Regions from separate parts of the Homo sapiens genome. Here region 1 is linked to region 2. A link is a loop called in an ENCODE intact Hi-C map of the cell type or tissue named here. Cell type or tissue: psoas muscle. All regions are shown on one strand. Each heading gives the region's core, and the rest is flanking DNA. Links, peaks and the distances in the headings are about the cores only. Region 1 holds the start of LOC107985839 (a long non-coding RNA gene). Region 2 overlaps LOC105373390 (a long non-coding RNA gene).

What was found. Hi-C counts contacts between places; a loop is a spot of excess contacts. Peaks named below come from ENCODE experiments on the same cell type or tissue, not always from the same donor. Only the 100,000 strongest peaks of a DNase experiment are listed, where the experiment ranks them.
Region 1: a loop joins it to region 2, with 3 times the contacts of the local background. A loop is called at or near these places in 5 of 110 quality-filtered maps.

Annotation. Positions count from the first base shown.
Region 1 is chr2:2,656,598-2,666,363 of GRCh38, reverse strand. It overlaps LOC107985839 (a long non-coding RNA gene), which reads left to right and starts at 2,214. Exons shown (of 3, transcript XR_001739253.1): 1 at 2,214-3,271; 2 at 9,723-9,766. RefSeq lists enhancers at 979-1,671, 4,024-4,525, 8,460-9,433. In psoas muscle, for the core only: no CTCF peak of the experiment used is centred there; DNase peaks (open chromatin) are centred at 2,518 and 4,093; H3K27ac peaks cover 1,220 bases.
Region 2 is chr2:2,764,107-2,773,872 of GRCh38, reverse strand. All of the region lies in intron 2 of LOC105373390 (a long non-coding RNA gene), which reads left to right. Among named protein-coding and RNA genes, the nearest start is that of LINC01250, 360 kb to the left of the region's middle. RefSeq lists an enhancer at 1,659-2,176. In psoas muscle, for the core only: a CTCF peak has its summit at 3,651; DNase peaks (open chromatin) are centred at 3,722 and 4,217; H3K4me3 peaks cover 445 bases; H3K27ac peaks cover 1,082 bases.

The DNA of each region.
Region 1 (9,766 bases), core at 1,716-6,715, 110 kb after region 2:
GGAGAAAGTAAGTGAAATGGAGCACATACACAGAACTCTAACACCTCGGTACTGCTATGCATGGTATCTACATGCTGTTAAATTGGGAGCTTCACCAGTTCCAGTTTCAGTGGACAGGCACGTTTGAGGCCCTTGCTCTATCCCAGGCACTGCTCCATTCTGGGAATGCAGAGAGTAACCTGTTCTGTAAGGATTTAGAGGGTCTTCTGCGTGCAGGCACCCAGGGGCCCACCTCGGCTTTCATGGAGATGGGACAGGACACCGGCATTTCTCAACAAGCACTTGTAACTTATCAAATGCACGTGTGAGATCCCGGAATGGAGAGCATGGTGTGGAGAGGAAGGGTGCAGCAGGAAGACCGACGAAGGGGCCGACTTCAGCGTGGTAGCCATGAGCCCAGGAAAATGAGTGCATTCAGTAGCGAGGTGAGGGGAGTGGCAGCCAGCAGTCGGGATGCAGAGGGAACCTGGCACCTCCCGGGAGTCCAGGAGGACTCGAGGAGAAGGCCTCATTGGGCCTGGACAGTGAAAGAAGGGTTGGGTGTGGCCAAGCTGGCCTGGTGCATAGGGCACATGTCCCTGAGAGTAGAGTGTCCTTGAGGGCCTGCGTGTGCTGGGTATGGGGCTGGGCACAGTGAGGCCTTGGGGAAGGAGGTGAGCCGGGGCTGGGTTCCGTGAGGCAGGGCTGTGTCTAGACCCCCTGCTGTGGAAGGGCACCTGACTCCCCTTCCCACGAAGGTGAGGCCTGCCCCGGTCGCTCCAGCTGTCGGCAGGAGGGAAACCCAGGAGCCCCGTGTCCTCCATCTGTGAGTCAGCCGGGGGCCTCCGTCTGTGTGGTGAGCCAGGGACCTTTGCCTGTGTGAGTCAGCGGCTTCTGTCTCTGTGAGTGAGCTGGCGGTCTCCGTCCATGTGAGTGAGCCAGTGGCCTCCGTCTGCATGAATGAGCTGGGGGCCTCTGTCTGTGTAAGTGAGCTGGCGGCCTCTGTGTGAGTGAGCGAGGGCTTCTGTCTGTGTGTGAGCTGGCGGCCACTGTGTGAGTCAGCGAGGGCCTCTGTCTGTGTGAGTGAGCTGGCGGCCTGTGCACAGCCCGAGTAACTCGGAGGCCTTGGAACCTGTGAGCCTGAGCCAAGGAGCTCCCCGGTGGGTGGGCATGGGCAGGCCAGGGCCCAGGGCTCTGCAGGTCTCACGAGAACTTATAGGGGTGCAGCCGGTGGACCAGGCAGCCTGTGACCCAGAGAGCAGACGACGGCCCTAGCAGGGCCAGAGGCAGCCACTCACACTGGACAGCACGGCAGTGGGGACTGAGAGGTGGAAGCCAGGAAATCCTCTTATGGAGAGAAAGGCAGCCTCAGGTGGACCTGCCCGGGTGATGGCTTCAGAGAAGTAGAGATGAGAGTGAGTGTGCAGGTGTGCGGGGTGCGTGCATATGTGTGTGTGTGCACGCGTGGGGGGATGTGCTCGTGTGGGGTGTGTGCACACGTGTGGGGTGTGTGTACAGATGTGTGCAAAGTGTATGTGTGCTACTAGGTGTGTGTGACTGTGTGCTGTCTGTGTGAGTATATGAGTGTGTCCCCCATGCGTGAGTCTGTGACTGTGCCCCGTATTTTCTGTGTGCATGTGTGTGTGTGAGAGCGAGTCCCACGTCCTGTGTGTGTGCTGTCTGTATCTGTGTGTATGTGAGTGTGTCCTGTGTCTTCTGTGTGAGTGTGTGACTATGTGTGAGTACATGAGTGCCTCCTGTGTTCTGTGTGTGAGAATGTGTCCCATGTCTTCAGTGTATGTGTGTGTGAGAGGGGGTCCTCTTCATGTGCGTGGAAAAATGTCAGTGTATAGCCTGTGTGTGTGAGCATATGAGAGTGTGTCCCATGCCCTCTGGGTGTGTCTCAGTATGGAGAGTGTCCCATGTCCTCTCTGTGTGTGAGTGTGAGTGTCCCATGTCCTCTCTGCGTGTGTGTGTCCCGTGTCCTCTCTGCATGTGTGAGTGTCCCATGTCCTCTCTGTTTGTGTCTGAGAGTGTCATGTCTACGAGTGTGAGAGGGTGCTGTGTCCTCTCTGTGTGTGTGAGAGTGTTTTGTGTCCTCTCGGTGTGTGAGACGGTCCCATGTCCTCTCTGTGTGTCTGAGGGTGTACTGTCTGCGTGTGTGTGTGTCCTGTGTCCTCTCTGTGTGTGAGAGTCCCATGTCCTTTTCTGTGTGTGTGGGGGGGTGTCCTGTCTGCACGTGTGAATGTGAGAGGGTCCTGTGTCTTCTCCGTGCGTGTGTGTGAGTGTCCCATGCCCTGTGTGTGTCTGAGTATGGAGAGTGTATCCCGTGTCCTCTCTGTGTGTGAGTGTGTGTGAGTGTATTCCTTGTCTCTGCGTGTGTGTCCTGTGTGACGCCCTCACACACTCCCACACAGGGAGGACGTGGGACACCCACACACTCACACTGACCTTTACTGGGAGCTGGGGTGAAAAGTGCTCCCTCCCTGAGCAGGAGTCCCGGGACCTTCTCCAGGCACACAGTCAATGCCCGACTGAGTCATAAGTGCAGTGATTCCCAAGTACAGCCTTCGTCTCCCGGCCCCACAGGGAGGTACAGGACTCCGGGCAGCTGCTTGGAAAAGGAGGGGGCTGCCCATGGTGCACAGCGGCTCTGGGAGAGGGTGCACGGTGGATGTGGCCAGGTACGGTGGCCGAGATCATGAGGACAGCGGGACTTTCGTCGATCTACCTGTCAGTGGCGATGTACAACCCCCAACCTGCTGAGGGGCAGAGGCTCAGAGGCCAGTAACCAAAAGGTAGACACTGGCAGATGCCGGAGGTGGGCACTACACCTGACTTCCCTCCCCATGACTCTCGGCAACCCGGCAAGACCCTTACCACACAGACGCCACTCCGAGGGGAGGGGGTCCTCAGGCGTGTGTGGCTGCCTTCTCAGCCCCTGAGGTCCCGCAGAAGTGCCCCATCTTACATGCAAGAACTCTTAGGCAGAACAGGGGCTTGAGAGACCAATGAAGTTTTGACGTTTGCTGAGACAGAACTAAGGTGACTTTTTTTGGCTCACTTTTGTACTTTTTTGAAGACTCTAGGTGCATTGAAATAGTTGTGCTTCCCAGTGTGAAATAATTTGCCAGGAAAAATCCTCAGAAATAAATGGTAAGCAGTGTGTATTGTTTACTGGAAAGGTTGGCGAGTGGAGGAACTGCACCTTCAGAGGGCTCACTCGCCGAGAGCACTGCACTGGACGCTTGGTGCAGTGCATCTGATTTCATTCTCGCAGTAACTCTCTAAGGTAAGAATCATACTCCTCGTTTCTAAAACAGAAAGACTGAGACTCACAGAGGATATGTTATTTGCCCTGCGTCTCCCAGCTAGAAAGTGGTTGAACTGGATGACTTGTGTTGGATGCACGGCTCTCGTTTTTGGCAGGAGAGACTCCTGTGTTTGCTCAGCTTCTGCTCACATGAGTCACAGAGAAGAGGGTTTGTACCCTGCTAGGGCAGGTGAGGGCTCAGGGCCTCCCAGGGGTCTGGGTCATCAGGACAGATACCCTGGGAGCTCAGGACCAAGGGGAGGATGGGCGTGGAGGAGCGGGTCCCCAACTGCCTGGGACATTCCTTCTGGGGCCATGAGCTACCTTTCCCCAGAGTGCGGGCAGGTGTCCTATAAGCCTGCAACCCCCACGGGAAAGCAGACATCGCCACAGCTGGCTCCGCCCTGCAGCACAAACAGGGAATTGTCTTATGTGGAGAGTGGCCTCCTAACCTGCCAGCCCTGTCCCTGCAAGTCTGTGTGGCTGTTGAGGCTGGGAGGCTGGGACGAGCAGACACAGCTGCGGCTCTTGGTTGTGAATGCTCCAGGGACAGCACAAGCTGCGAGCACCAGGGACAGGCGGGTAATGTGCAGGTGTGTGTGTGCTGGTGGGGACTGGGGAGGTAATCAGAGCTTGGTGCAATATAAACAAGAGCTTGTGCAGCCATTTCAGTTGCCGGGACTGACGTGGGCTGCCTGGGGAGCTCGTGTGGATGACAAGGGCTGCCTCGTCTGCCTTGACTCCTGCCGGCAACTCAGGAGAGGCTCATTACTGGGCCCTGCACTTCCTGATTCATCTGAAAGCTGGCCAGGCAGCCTCTCGGCCAGGCCTTGGCACCAAGTCTTCTGGGCAGTGAGCACTGGGTCATGAGATCTGGTTGTTTAAAAGTGTCTCCTCTAAACACTAGCTCAGGAAGCTTCAGGCTAGAAAGCAGGGGCCCCAGGGCAGCCAGCTCAGCAGGGCTGCAAAACAAAATGTCAGCAGAGCCTGTAATCCCAGCACTTTGGGAGGCCAAGGAGGGCGGATCACGAGGTCAGGAGATCGAGACCATCCTGGCCAACATGGTGAAACCCCATCTCTACTAAAAATTCAAAAAATTAGCTGGGTGTGGTGGCACGTGCCTGTTGTCCCAGCTACTCAGGAGGCTGAGGCAGGAGAATGGCGTGAACCCAGGAGGCGGAGCTTGCAGTGAGCCGAGATCACGCCACTGCACTCCAGCCTGGGTGACAGAGCGAGACTCCGCCTCAAGAAAAAAAAAAACCAAAATCAGCAGAGTGCGTGCCCTCACTGGACCCAGCCGCAGCGCCTGGCTGCCTGGTCTACCTAGGGCTGCTGTGACACATTCACACATGTGGTGGCTTCAAACAACACACAGTTATTGTCTCACAGTGCTGGGCTGGAAGCCAAATGCAGGTGTTGGCAGGGCCATGCTTCCTCCACAATCTCTGGGGGAGAATCCCTCCTTGACTCTTCTGGCTCCTGGTGGTTCCAGGTCTTCTCCAGTCCATGGCCGCATTACTGCCGTCTCTGCCTGTATCGCCATCGGGCCGTCCTCCCTCTGCATGAGGCTCTGTGACCTCACCCCTTCCGTCAAGAAGCCAGCGACTGGTCATAGGGTCTACCTGAAATCCTACCTTGATGACATCTGCACACGCCCTATTCCAAACAAGGTCGCACTCACAGGCACCAAGGTTAACACTTGGATGTGTCCCTTTGGGGACACAATCAGCACACAGCACTGGCTAAACTCTATCCAAAGGGGAGTTAATTTGGATAAGGAATGGAGATTCTGGGAAGAAAACCAGGAAGGCAGAGCTAAAACAAATAAACAAATGACAAAGACAGCAACAAAGTAAAGCCTGGGTTTACTTTGTAACCCAGCAATAAAGTAAAGGGTTCCTGAGCTCTCCTGCACCAGGAACGTCTGGAGAGTGATGTCATACCTGCTGTCTGTCCCTCCCCACAGCCTTGATAGCAAGCTGGAGCCATCATTCCCCGGGCTCTGCTGTGGGGGTGACGCCCACCTTATCCTGGTCCAGGACTCACTTTCCTGTGTGTCTCCTGTTCCATCCTTCCTAAGGCCGACCCTGCTTGGTCTGCTGCCCTCAGGGGTCCCCTGCTGCATATCCTTCACCTCCTGCTTCCACAGCTCAATCCCAGCAATGGATTCCCAGGCAACGTGGTGAGATTCCAGAGCTGACTTTCCCGTGCCCCTAGCTCTTGTCTCCAGCACATACTGCACTGCGCCTCTGTGATCCAGATGTGTGTGAGATGGTGTGGTTCTGTGTCCCCACCAAAATCTCATGTTGAATTGTAATCGCCAATGTTGAGGGAGAGACCTAGTGAAAGATGATCAGATCATGGGGCCAGATTTCTCCCTTGCTGTTCTCATGATAGTGAGTTCTCGTGAGATCAGGTTGTGCAAAAGTGTGTAGCACTTCCTCTGTCATTCTCTTTCTCTCTCTCTCCCTCTGACCATGTAAAGACCTGCCTGCTCCCCTTTCACCTTCCATCATGATTGTAAGTTTTCTGAGGCCTCCCCAGAAGCAGAAGCTTGCATAGCCCACAGAACCGTGAGCCTATTAAACCTCTTTTCTTTATAAATTACCCAGTCTCAGATATATCTTTACAGCAGTGTGAGAACAAACTAATACAGGAAATTGGTTCAAGAGAACTGGGGCATTGCTATAAAGAGACCTGAAAATGTGAAGTGACTTTGGAAATGGCTAATGGGCAGAGGTTGGAACAGTTTAGAGGGCTCAGAAGACAGGAAGATGTAAGAAAGGTTGGAACTTCCTGGAGACTTGTTGAATGGTTGTGACCCAAATGCTGATAATGATATGAACAGTGTAGTCCAGACTGAGGTGGTCTCAGATGGAGATTAGGAAATTATTGAGAATTAGAGTAAAGGTCACTCTTGCTATGCTTTAGCAAAGAGCCTGGCAGCATTGTGCCCCTGCTTGAGGGATCTATGGAACTTTGAACTTAAGAGACATGATTTAGGGTATCTGGTGAATGAAAGTTCTAAGCAGCAATGTGTTCAATATTTGGCCTGGCTGCTTCTGACAGGGTGTGCTCATATTCATGAGCAAAAAAAATTACCTGAAACTGAAATTTATATTTAAAAGGGAAGCAGAGCATAAAAGTTTGAAAAATTTGCATCCTGGCCATGTGGTAGGAAAGAAAAACCCATTTTCAGTGGGAGGAATTTGAGCCAGCTTCAGAAATTTGCATAAGTAAAAAAGATCCAAATGTTAATAGCCAAGATGATGGGGAAAATACTTCCAAGGCATTTCAGAGACCTTCACAGCAGCCCCTCCCACCACAGGAGGCCTCCCTGGAGACCTAAGAGAGAAAAATGGTTTTATGGACCAGGCCGGGCCCAGGGCCCCACTGCTCTGTGCAGCTTTTGGACATGACACCCTGTTTCCCAGCCACTACAGCTCCAGCCATGGTTAAAAGGACCCCAGATATGTCTCAGGCCACTGCCCCAGAGGTTGCAAGCCATAAGAAACCTTGGTGGCTTCCACATGGTATTAAGCCAGTGGGTGTACAGAGGGCAAGAGTTGAGGCTTGGGAGCCCCCACCTAGATTTCAGAGAATGTAGGGAAATGTCTGGATGTCCAGGCAGAAGCCTGTTTCAGGGGTGGAGACCTCATAGAGAACCTCTACTAGAGCAGTGTGGAGTTCTCTACTAGGGGAATGTGAGGGGTCTCCACTGGGGCACTGCCCAGTGGAACTGTGAGAATAGGGCCACCATCCTCCAGCCCCCAAAATGGTAGATTCACAGACAGCTTGCACTGTGCCTCTGTAAAAGCTACAGAAACTCAATGCCAAACCTTGAGAGAAGCCATGGGAGTTGAGCTCTACACAGACACAGGGCAGAGGTGTCCAAGGCCTTGGGAGACCACCCGTTGTATCAATGTGGCCTGAATATGAGACATGGAGTCAAAGGAGATTACCTTTGCGCTTTAACATTTAATTACTTCCCTGCTGGGTGTTGAACATATATGGGGCCTGTAGACCCTTTGTTTTGGCCAATTTATCCCATTTGGAATAGGAGAATTTACCCAATGCCTGTAACTTGGAAGTAACCCTGTTTTTGATTTTACAGACTCATAGGTGGAAGGGACTTGCCTCGTTTCAGATGAGACTTTGGACTTGGACATTTGAGTTAATGCTGGAATGAGTTAAGACTTTAGGGGACTGTTGGGAAGGCATGATTGTGTTTTGAAATATGAGAAGGACATGAGATTTGGGAGGGGCCAGAGGTGGAATGATATGGTTCGACTCTGCCCCCACCCAAGTCTCATGTTGAATTGTATTCCCCATGGAATAAAATGAAGGTGATTGGATCATGGAGGTGTACATTCCCTTTGCTGTTGTTGTGATAGTGAATGAGCTCTCATGAGATCTGGTTGTTTGAAAGTGTGTGGTCTCACTCTCTCCCTCTCTCTCCTGCTGGCTCTGTGAATATGTGCTTGCTTCCCTTTCACCTTCTGCCATGATTGTAAGTTTCCTGAGGCCTTACCAGCCTTGCTTCCTGTAAAAACTGTGGAACTGAATTGATTAAACCTCTTTTCTTCCTAAACTACCCAGTCTCAGGTAGCTCTTTATAGTAGTGTGAGATTTGACTACTGCAGTGCAGGACTGGTCATCTCTTGCTCACTCTATTTTGAAGACACTAGATGCTGTTAATCTGGCCTGCTTTATTTATCCTCACTGTCTTTGTATTTTTGGTTTTGCTTTTTGTTCTGGTGCAAGCCTGTTTACATGAAGATTGTTAATTCTATCTATTTTGAAATGGCCAATCTCATAATGATTCTACAAGAAATTCAATAATATTATCCCCACTTCAGAAAATTTTGTTTAAAACCCCTGCCATTCCACAGTCTACACAAGGAGTTAGTTCAATCACTACCTACTCTGCACAGATGAGGAAACTGATTTTGAACAAGTGTGACTGGGAGATTAGATGACATTTCTGCAGCCTGACTGTGGACCCTGAGTTGTATTTCTCTATCTTGCAGTGTTGATAAAAATCACCTACCCCAGGGGGTTCTCCCCAGGCCTTACGTCTCACCTAGCAGATGGTGGGATTTTTATGGATAGGTCACTGGACATTTTCAGGAAGCAAGAGGGGCATCCTCAGGAATGTTTTAACCATGAGGGAACAGAGAATTTGCAGAGATGGGCAGGAGAGGAAGAACATGAAGGAGGGCAGCAACCACCTGGGTACAGGTGTTTATTTTGACCATGGAGGAACCGTGAATACCACCCAATGAGTTTCCTGCCACGTCACCACAGTCACCTCTAAATGACCCTCTAGGGCAGGGGCAATTGTTATTTTCCTCTGAGGTGAGGCACAGCAGGTCAGCAAATGGGAACCGTTAGCTAGCTGTGGGTGTGTCTGGCCTGAAGTCAGGTCTGTCTGTCCTCAAACTGCACTCACAGCTTTACCTTGCTGTGGGTCTTCCCTGCTGGGTGCAGGCGGGGGCTCCTCAGGCAGAAAACACCAGAGAGGTCCTTGGTTCTGAACAGCACTGGGTGGAACATGCCACCCAAGGGAGGTGGGGCTGATGTGCACAGCCTGGGGTGAGGAGGCTGCGTGATCCTTTGTGAAGTGAACACGCAGAAGAACATGTGGGTACCTCTCAACAGAGATGCTGGTGGGGTTTCCTGGGGCATGGCAGCCAAGCATGTACAAGAAGCAGCAGTGGAGCCGTGGGGAGCGTTGGAAGCTGCACCAAATGCAGACCTTGCCTCTGAGGCGCTCTGATGCCTGGGTCCAGTGTCTGCCTCTCTGAGCCACACTTCCTTCCTCGTCGGTGGGGTTGCTATGAGGACCAAAAGACAGCTCCGCGGGTGCAGCGATTGCTCGAGGGAAACACAGTTGAGGTGGAGTCTGGGTGATGTGCTGCCACATGGAGTGCTGCAGCAACTGGGAAGGAAAGAGGGCTGGGAAGAAAAAAAAAAAAAGACTACACCTGGCTCAGGTGTGCTGAATTTGAAGGAATCCAGGTGAAGGTGTTCCACGCACAGAGCCCAGGTGGCAGGGAAGTCAGGCCTGCATTCAAAGGTCCAAGTACCATCTCACTGGACTTTCCATAGACATCCAGTAGTGAATGAGCTCCTCCAGTAGTTTATGCAGAGACAAAACAAAACAGTAAAAAGCTAAGGCCTGAGTCTGAACGGCAAACACAAACAGAACAGACAGAATCAAGAATTCGGGGAGGGGTCGGAGGCTGTTGCAATCTGGGAGAAAGCTCCCAGCAATGTGGGGAAGAGCTGGGCACAGCAGCTGAACTCTGCTGCTCAGGGTATTATGCATACCCTCAAAATGAACCTTTCCTTGCCAGTAACACCAAATGCTTATTGTATTTCCCCTCCTGGCTTTGCAAGTCTATCGATCCTTTCTTTTCTTCCAAAGTGTCTGCAGCCAGTGTAGGAGTGACTTCCCACAAAGTGTTAAGC
Region 2 (9,766 bases), core at 1,634-6,633:
GGTGCTAATGGCTGGGTGGGTGAGGCATGGCTCTGAAGCAGATGTGGAGGCCCATTTTCCAGCAGTGATGCTCTGATGCCAGTCACGTGTCCAGTGATTCAGTGAATTCTGAGGCTAACCACTTGGAGTTAATGCTGAACCCACGGGCTTAGGGGCTCAGACACACAAGAATGCTCTCACTCCAGATGCCAGCTCCAAGTCCTGGGGACCACCTGCACTTCTGATCAAGCAGCTGTATATTTGAGGATTCCTACGACCCTCCTCAAGTTTGATAATTTTCGAGAGCAAGCCACAGAACTCAGGAAAGCTTTATGCTTACGATTACTGGTTTATTCAAAAGGACAGGAATGAATGGCCAGATGAGAAGCACATGAGGCAAGGTCTGGGGAGGGGGCAGGAGCTCCGTGCCCTCACTGGGTGCTCCACCTCTGATATGGTCTGGCTGTGTCCCCACCCAAATCTCATCTTGAATTGTAGCTCCCGTAATTCCCACGTGTTGTGGGAGGGACCCAGCTGGAGATAGTTGAGTCACGGGGGCGGTTTTCCCCATACTGTTCTCATGGTAGTGAATAAGTCTCGCGAGACCTGATGGTTTTATAAGGGGAAATCCCTTTCACTTGGCTCTCATCCTCTGTTGCTGCCACCATGTAGACGTGCCTTTTGCCTTCTGTTATGATTATGAGGCCTCCCCAGCCACGTGGAACTGTGAGTCCGTTAAACCTCGTTTTCTTTATAAATTACCCAGTCTCAGGTATGTCTTTATCAGCAGTGTGAAAACAGACTAATTCAATGCCCCTGCGTCTGCCTGCATTCAACAACCCAGAAGCCCCTCAAGCCTCCTTGTTTCGGTATTTTTAGATGGAGTTTCATTGCTGAGACACGGTGGATTCAATCATCGGCCGTTGGTGATTGAGCTCAACCTGTAGTGTTTCTTCCCTTCAGGGAGGATGGGGCTGGGGTGAAAGTTCTAACCCTCTAATCAGGGGCACATGCTTGTTCGTCTGGTGATCAGCCCCCTTCCTGAAGCCCTCCAAGGCCCCCTCACAGTGCGTCACCACATTAGCCTAAACTCATGTATGTTAGAGGGGGTTCTCTGTGAATAACCAAAGTCACTCCTACCATTCAGAAAATTCAAAGCGCTTAAGAGCGCCATGCCAGGAACCAGGGACGAAGACCAAATATATTTCTATTGTGTCACAGGAGGGCCAGGATAAAGGAAACAGAGATTGTCGACTAGATTTCTGACTCAGAGCCCTGGTCTAAGTTTGGCTGGAGGCAGCAAATAAAGTTTAGAGAATACCTGAGCCAGTGATTGGGGGATGAAAACAACCATTTGGAGCTTAAAAAAAAAAAAAAAGCAAAACGCCCATTCTTCCCAATTAAAGAAGTAGTAGCCCCAGAGCTTAGAGTAGACCGAAAGGTGATCGACAGCCCAGGGTGTTTTTGTTTTTGATGTGGGGACAACCATAAGCCAATTACCCTGGAATTAGCATAAAAATAGGCATGGAGGGGAGGCCTCCTGGACCATCTCGTGGAAGCAGAGACTAATGATGGCAGGTGCAGTACCTGGACTCTCCCATCGCTGCAGCCTTTGCTGGGAGTCATCTGGCTCCGGTGAGATGGCGTAGGGTGGGGACACTTGCCGTGGAGAAGGGATACTTGCCAGGGGCGGGGACGCTTGTTGTGGGCAGGGCTATGGCAGAGGCAGGGCTGGCACCGTCCAGAAGACGCCTGCTTGGTCCTCGCTGTGCCTGCAACTCCTTTGTTTCTTTCTGTGACTCGGGATGCTGCTCTCTTGGTTCCCAGTTGTCCCTTCTGCCCACAGAAGTCTTGTTTCCAGTTTAGCAGTCAGCCTACCAGGAGCCGTGCCTTCTGGAGGTAACTGGCTTCTTACATCTTCCCAGCCCTGCGTTCACCCAGGGACTCTGCCAGGTCTGAGGCTCCACTGTCGTCCTTTTCCCGCCTGCAACCAGCCTCACACAGGTTTCCATGGGAATGAGGTGGGAGAAGAGACTGGCATTCCCGAGAACCCGTGACATGCTGCCTGGTCTTTGGGTAGATATTTTCTCTTTACTGCAGAGGGAGGCTTCTTTGCGCTTTCTCTATTGTCATCTTGACATTTGAGGCAAGTCTGGCATAAGTAGGATGGGTGTCTTTAAATCCAATTTACAGATAGGGAAAGTGAGATTCAAAGAGATTCAGTTTCCACCAAGGTCTTTCAACTAATCAAATGATGGAGCCAGGACTCAACATGGATAGCTGACTGCACGTTTCATGCTTTTCCATGATTCCACAGTTGAAACCATCCTGTGAAGAGCTGCGTGCTACCTGCATTTTGTTATGCTCAGTGCAGGTTCAGCTGATGCTGTTGGGTAAATCCATGTCCGCTGGAGATAGAGCGAGTGCCCCGTCATCTGGAAATAAGGGGCGGCTTCACTGCCCTGCATGGTAGGCTGTGCTCTGCTTGTAGGAGAAAGAGATACATCAGATGAGCATGAATTAATATTGAGGCCCAAATTAATTTTGTCCCAGTGGCAACCTTGGGAGCTGAATGAATCCCACTGTCTGCTTCACCCAAGGCCTGGGACCTTTGGAACAGGGGCTCCACCCCACGTCAGGTGCCTTTGTCAACAGATGTCCTGGCTGTGCTGGCTTGGAACAATCACCATGCCTTTGAAAATGATCTGTAAGATAACAAAGTCAAAAGGATAATTCTGTCATATCTTTGGTTACCTATAAGATTTACCTGTTATGGATGCATTCAGATGCTAAGGTGAGGGCGAATTATCTTGAAAAGTGTGGCCAGGTGCAGTGGCTCACACCTAGAATCTCAGCATTTTAGGAGGCCGAGACCAGTGGATCACTTGAGGTCAGGAGTTCAAGACCAGCCTGTGCAACATGGTGAAACCCTGCCTTTACTAAAAATACAAAATTAGCTGGGTGTGGTGGCGCACGCCTGTAGTCTCAGGCTGAGGCAGGAGAATCTCCAGCCTGGGTAACAGAAGAGACTCTGTCTCAAAAAAAAAAAAAAAAAAAAAAAAGTGTCTCCTTTCTTCTAAAATCTAAAAATAAGTCAGAGCATGGGGTCCTGTAGTCCTAAATCCAATCCTTGACTTCTTATTTAAAAATAAGGACATTTCTGATACATTTTACCTGTATCTGTTTGTTATGGAGATGGTGCTGAACACTGGTGGAATGAGTGGGACTCATTAAAGCCCTGTCTTCAAGGTAGTTAAAATCTGGGAGAGATAAAGGATTGTTTTGAATAACAATAGTAACTGGCAGACTGTGAGATGCACTATACTGATGCTCTAATACATTGCTGTGCAAGTCCATGGAGAAAGTGCTCAGACGCCAGGAGCACAAAGAAGCCTTGGCCTAGCAGAGCATCGGAGGGCGCATGGGTGCTGTGCAGTGAGGATCGGGGCGGGGAGTGGGTGCTGGTGAGGAGGGCCCATGAGCCAGAGGCCCAGTGCAGAGCTGCATGGAGCAGGGGATGCCTCTGTGCCTGGCTGAAGTCAAATTCCAAAGGACAAGGTTGAATCTACAAAATCTGTACCTGACCTGGGCAGAGGAGGGAAGACCTGCCGGGCAGCCTGTGCCCAGAGCCACTGCCCTTGCTAGAGCAGCGGCCACAGGGTGGTGTCCTCTGGAATGACCGGGTCTGGCTGGGTCACATGTGGCCGGCATGGGGAGGTGCAGCTGGCCTTGTAGGCGCATCACTAGACGCCCACAGGCAGGCAAGAGTGCCTATCTGGGCTTGTCACCAGACAGTTTGTGGAGCTGCCAGGGATGGGAGGAGGGCTTGGGTTACCCTGGGTCAGATCACAAGGCTTTCCATATTTAGCTGGGAGCATGGGTTTTATTCTGTTGGCTGTGGGATCACTGCTGAGAGGTTCTGGGCAATGAAGCACACAGAAAATAATGATGTTCTGCAGCCTTCCAGCCTTCCTAGAGTGCTGGTTCCACGGCTTCTCCCAGGCCTGGGTCTGTGTCTCCTGTGCCTTCCGATCAGGTCCCAGGTCTCGCCGGCCCAGGGTTCCGTGCTCAGCGGGGATGCTTGGCGGAGACAGAAACTGGCCTTTGTTGGGGCGGCCAGCACTCATCTCCCCTCCGGGCCGGATCTGAGTTCTGCCCGGTTTGAGCCCTGATTAATGAGGGCCGTTAATTAGAGCGCTGTATTCCCAGTGTCATGGACCTGGCTGGGAGCCAAGACCGGAAGGCGCGGATTCATTGTCAGAGCGGATCTGAGAAACTGGGGTGCCCTGAGGGGTGGAGGCAGAAGCCAGGCTGAAAGGATGCCGTCACCCTCCTTGCCACCCTGACCGCTCGCCATCGGCCTGCAGGCTCACGCTTGGTGTTCCCTCCAGCTCTGCATGGCCCCTGACTACAGCCATTTTTCCAGCTTCTTTCCCATGGTGGTGGGGGCAGTGAGTCGAGGTAGGGGTTTCTCTGCATATAGAGGGGGCTTAGGAGCTGAGGGACTAGGAGGAAGGAGGCGTAGGGATAGTGTAAATAGGGGAGGGGAGTATAGGAGGATGGGGGACATAACTGGAGGGGGACCTGGAGAGAAAGGGGACCTGGATGGAGAGAGGAGAACTGTAGGGGAGGGGTGTTCTGGAGGTGGGGAGGTACCTGGAGGGAAAGGGGCCTGGATGGGGGGAGAGGTGTGGAGGGGAGGGAGGTTCTGGAGGTGGGGAGGGACCTGGAGGGAAAGGGGCCTGGATAGAGGGGGAGGTGTGGAGGGGAGGGAGGTTCTGGAGGTGGGGAGGGACCTGGAAGAAAGGGGCCTGGAGGGGAGGGAAGGTGTGGAGGGGAGGGAGGTTCTGGAGGTGGGGAGGGACCTGGAGGGAAAGGGACCTGGAGGGGGAGGGGAGGTGTGGAGGGAAGGAATTTTCTGAAGTTGGGAAGGGACCTGGAGGGAAAAGGGCCTGGAATGAGAGGGGAGGTGTGGAGGGGAGGGAGGTTCTGGAGGTGGGGAGGGACCTGGAGGGAAAGGGGGCCTAGACGGGGAGGGGTACCTGGAGGAAGCACTGACCCCAAGGGAGGAGCGCAGGGTCTGCTGTCATGGCCAGGGAACACCCTGGGTGAGGTCACCTTGGGGCAGTAGCTCTTGAGTCTGACTGTGTGTTGGGCCCTGCAGAGCTCCCAGTCCCCTTGTCCAGGTGACAGTCAGTCCTGAGCCCTTGGGGGCGTCGTGGCAGCACCCAGCAAGGTCATGGGTAACGCTGTCCTGGTGATGCCATGTGCAGCCACACCTGGGAACCCTGCTTGGGACAGACGGGTGCCTCCCAATCCTCCCACATGTGGATCTGGAGGAGGCCCAGGACCCCAGGGTCAGCCCTCCATATTGGCTTTAATGTCACCTGCCTATGTGGTAAGATTGTAATAAACCCAATATACCACCCCATCACCCTTCCCAGAGATTGGAAGTTTCCACCATTACAATATTTTTCCCATTCATCCACTCCGCAAACATCTGCTTATCACGGTTCTCCTGTCATATGGTGTAGGGAGCTCAGAGCCCTCGAGAGGAGGAGTCATATGCCCTGCAGAGGTGGCACTGAGGGAGGAGAAGACAGAGGCGTGGGCAGGTGATGCCTGCATCCAGGACCATCTTGTAGTGGAGGTGTCCATCCAGCATGGGGGTGAAGGACGCTGGGAGGAGAGGGATGGAGAAAAGAACGGCTTCTAGGGGAGGGGGCCAGACCCCAAGCAGCCAAAAGAAGAGACACACAGCCTGGGCTGCAGAGCAGCCTGGACGAACCCACCGGGCAGGGCTGGCAGGACAGGCACAGGTGAGGAGGGGCGGAGGGCACAGAGTGAGCCAGGCAGAGCCTGCTGGAGGCCGGAGAGGGCCACATCCTGGCAAGTGGGGCCTCACCTCATGGACAGCCTGGCATGGGTGGTGGGACTGGTGTGGGACTTGCAGGGGTGAGTCTGGATGCTGGAGCTCCCGGGAGACCTGGCCAGGCAGGTCACGAGGCCAAGGAATCCAATACTCCCACAGCCCAGGGACAGTGTCCTGCGCTCCTCATTTCCCTTTTAGTCCTCACCTGATTCCTGCTAGAGCAGTGCTCACCCCCATGGGGAAACTGAGGCTCAGAGCAAGAGTGGACTTGCATCAGGTCCTGTATGCAGCTAAGCCATCAACCAGGGAACTGTCCTCTGCCTGAGGGTCCAGGAAGAAGCACGGTGCCTCAGCAGCAGCAGAGCCGGACCCCAGGGTTCCAACGAGAAACCTCATCTGGTGAGACCGTGCAGTCTAGGGGTCTGTCTTGGGGAGCAGGGGCTGGTGTCGAGTGGGAGCCTGGCCCAGGGGAGGCCTGGGCCCTGCAGGAGATGGAATGACATTCCCGGAGGAGGGCCTAGGAGGAGCCCAGGAGAGGAGCTGGGCTTGGTCAGCACTTGGACATCGGAGCTTAGGAACCCCCGCAGGGTCTGTGGCCTCCCTGAGGGCGTGGGGCATCCCGTGGGTATCCCAAGGGGCACCGATCACAAGTTGCTCTTTATTAGCACAGGTCACACAGACATGGCAACAGGACCTGGGCGCTCACAGGTTTCTGCTGGTCCTGGTGTCCAGGCTGCATGGGGATCCCTTGTCCTTAATCAGAATGGAGGGAAACAGGGTCGGGGGGAGGAGTTGTGAGGGAAACCAGGTCCCTCCCTGCAGGGAGCTCAGAACGCAGCATGGAGCTGTGAAGCTGAAACACTGGGGAGCTGCATGCAGTGAGGCCGCAATTCAGCAGCAGTGCAGTGGGTCCACCCAGGGGGTAAGCAGGGGTGTGGGGGGGTGCCCATCTGGGATGTGCAGGGCCCGCTGGGACCCATTCTCTTCTCAGGCTGCCTCCACCATGGTGGCTGCAGGCGGGATCCATACGTCCTGTGCTGCCCTGGCCTATTCTTACTGGTAAAGGAGTGGTTTGGAGGAAAAACAAAAACCTTAATTCAACGGAGGGCTTGCTATGGGTGGATTTTTGCTCCCAGATGGGAAGTATTTTAAGTCAATGAGCCCTTCCTGTCCTGCCAACATGTCAGCGAGGAAACACTGCCTCCTCTGCACCACCCTGGCTTTCTTAGAAAAAAAGACCATTTGGAGGAAGGAATTCAAGAAGTTCGTTGAAACCATCACTGATACATCTCCAGCACTGATACATCTCCAGGGCTGCCGTGCGGTGGGTGAGGAAGGACAGTGTGAGATAGGCTGGACACAGTGAAAATGGCAGCTCAAGAACAACGGATCACATCATTTTCTTCCTAGAAGAATCTGGGTTTGGGTTGCAGCTCCACTCAGCAGGAGGCCCGGGAGGAGCTGGGAGCATCCAGTCGCGAGGGGAAGGGGCGGTGTGCACTCAGGAGTCTCCTCACAGGAGCATCAGACACTCTCATGCCTTAAGATGATTGCGGCCGCTTCCTAACGGTGCTGTGAGAGCACTTCCGCCACGCCTGAAGTTTGAGCAACACTGAACCCTAGAAGCTACTGAGTCCTCAAAGGGCAGGGCCTGGTGGCAGTGGGCCAGCCATGTGGTGACACCATCCGGAGGTTGCCGGGAGGTGTGCAGAGTGCCCCACTCCATGCTGGGTGGCTGGGCAGTGGGTCCCACCCTTCACTGCGCAGGGCAGTCAGCCGTGACTGCTGATTCCACCAGGCCTGGAGGGGCGGTCCTTGAGCGTGGAACTCTTGTTATCCAATGGCACCAGCGACTCATCGTGACATCAGGGACTCCAACCGAGAAAGGCTTTAGAGGCTGCCCTTGCAATGGCTCCCCCGCATCTCCTCCTCTGTGCTCCCTTTTCCTGCTCACATGCCAGGAATTGACTGAGGGACTCCGTGGCGCTTCGGGGCCAGCTCACAACACCCACGGGGCAGCTGCAGACTGGGGAGACCTCCCTCACGGGATCTAATCTTCTCGCAGTTCCTGGGACTCACGGGTATGGGGAAGGAGGGGACAGGGGCTGCCCTCCAGTTCTGACCTGAGAACCTGGTGAGGTGGGGTGTCCCTTAGTGGGATGGCAAGACTGGAGAGATGTGGAGAAATTTGATCCAGATGCCTTAGGTGTGAGGGGTCTCAGGAATTCAAGGCGGGCTGTGCAGACGTCCATTAGACTTGGGGAGCTGGAGCTGCGCCCACCGAGGTTCCCTCCAGGGAAGGTCATGCCCGGTGCCCATGGCAGCTGCTGCCCAGGCCTGGCCACCTGCGGGGTCTTCGGCACAGCTCCCAGGACCCCATGGGAGCAAGCTCATTGTTCCGCCCTCCCCACCTGCTGTGGCTCCTTTCTGTGACAGGCGCTTGTTCTCCAGGGAAGCCTTTGGGACCCTCCCAGGCAGCCCCTCTATAGGCCCCTCCTGTATCTGTGGGGAGAAGAGGGCAGCAGTGTCCCCTAGGAGAGGAGCGGAGGCAGCCTGGGAACCAGGCCACCATGGAACCACCCCTAGCTGGCCATCAGGGAGAGGACTGCCTGGCTCAGCCTGCACCGTGGGGGGCAGCTGGGGCTGCCTGGCAGCCTTGCAGGGTCCGAAGTGCCTCTTGGGATGGGACGTGGTATCGCGTTAGCAGGTTTGACCTGGGTTCCCTGTGTGTGGAGGGGCACGGGCTTGTCAGAAGCAGCAAGGTGCTTGTGTGAAGGACTGTGCAGGTGTCACCTCCAACTCAGGCCTCTGCTAGGGACGTTCCAGCCTCTCTCTCCCTGTGTCCTACGTGCCTGAGTGCCACAGAGTCACCCTGGGAGTAGGCTCTGTCCTCTACGTTTCTCTTTGGCCACAGGAATGTCGGGGAGGATGTCTTCGTGTGGTTATCACCAGCGGCCCCTGACCGCTGGTTAGAAGGGACACTTTTCTGGTGCTCGTAGGCACGCGGTTCCTAACAGCGGGGAAGCCTTCTGCAAAATGCACCTCATTGTGCAGACATCACGGAGTGCACTTACCCACCCCCAGATGGTTCAGCCCACGGCACGCCTGGGCCACGTGGTGCAGCCTGTGGCTCCTAGGCCACAAGTCTGAACAACATGGTGCCACACTGAATAATGCAGGCAGCTGTAATACAGTGGCCACTGTTCATGTGTCGAAACATAGAAACGTTACAGCAAAAATATGGTGCTATCGTCGTATGGGACCACCATCATATACGCAGCTCATTATTGACAGAGAGATTGTGGTGCATGACTGAATTTCCAAAAGTGTTCTCAAGGTCAGAACAGGAAGAATTCTCCCTCCCTCCTTCCCTCCTTCCAGATTCCCTCTGCAATTTTTTCCTCTGCGCGACCTCACTGGCTTTATTTATTTTGAGAAAAATGAATTCCAAAGGTCACTTTGAGTCCTTTCTTGTGAGAAGTCCTTTCCATAGACAGAACAGGCCAGAAGTGACCATTTCTCATTTTTATCTGCTCACAGGTCAGGAGAGACCCAGTTAATCTCAGGAAGGCTGAGAGCCCCCCACTGCTCTTCAAGGCCTTCCAGGTTGAAGGGGTCTCAAGTCCTGTGTGGCTCCCAAGGCTCACTCTGCTGACAGCCAAAACCTCTGGAGTGGATCCATGCTTGCTCCTCTGGAGTGGATCCATGCTTGCTGGCCTGGCCAATTGAGTGGGGACTCGGGGCCCACCCTGGTGGCCCATGGGTCCCTGAGTGTGCTGGAAGCATTCCTGCCCTGGTTCTGGATCCCTCCGCCTTGCAGGGCCAGAGGCTAGGTGGGCCTGGGCCTATGCCAACTCTCAGGGTGAGCCCAGGTGACTGAGCCTCCGGACAGTGGCTCTTGGTATCCTGATCCCA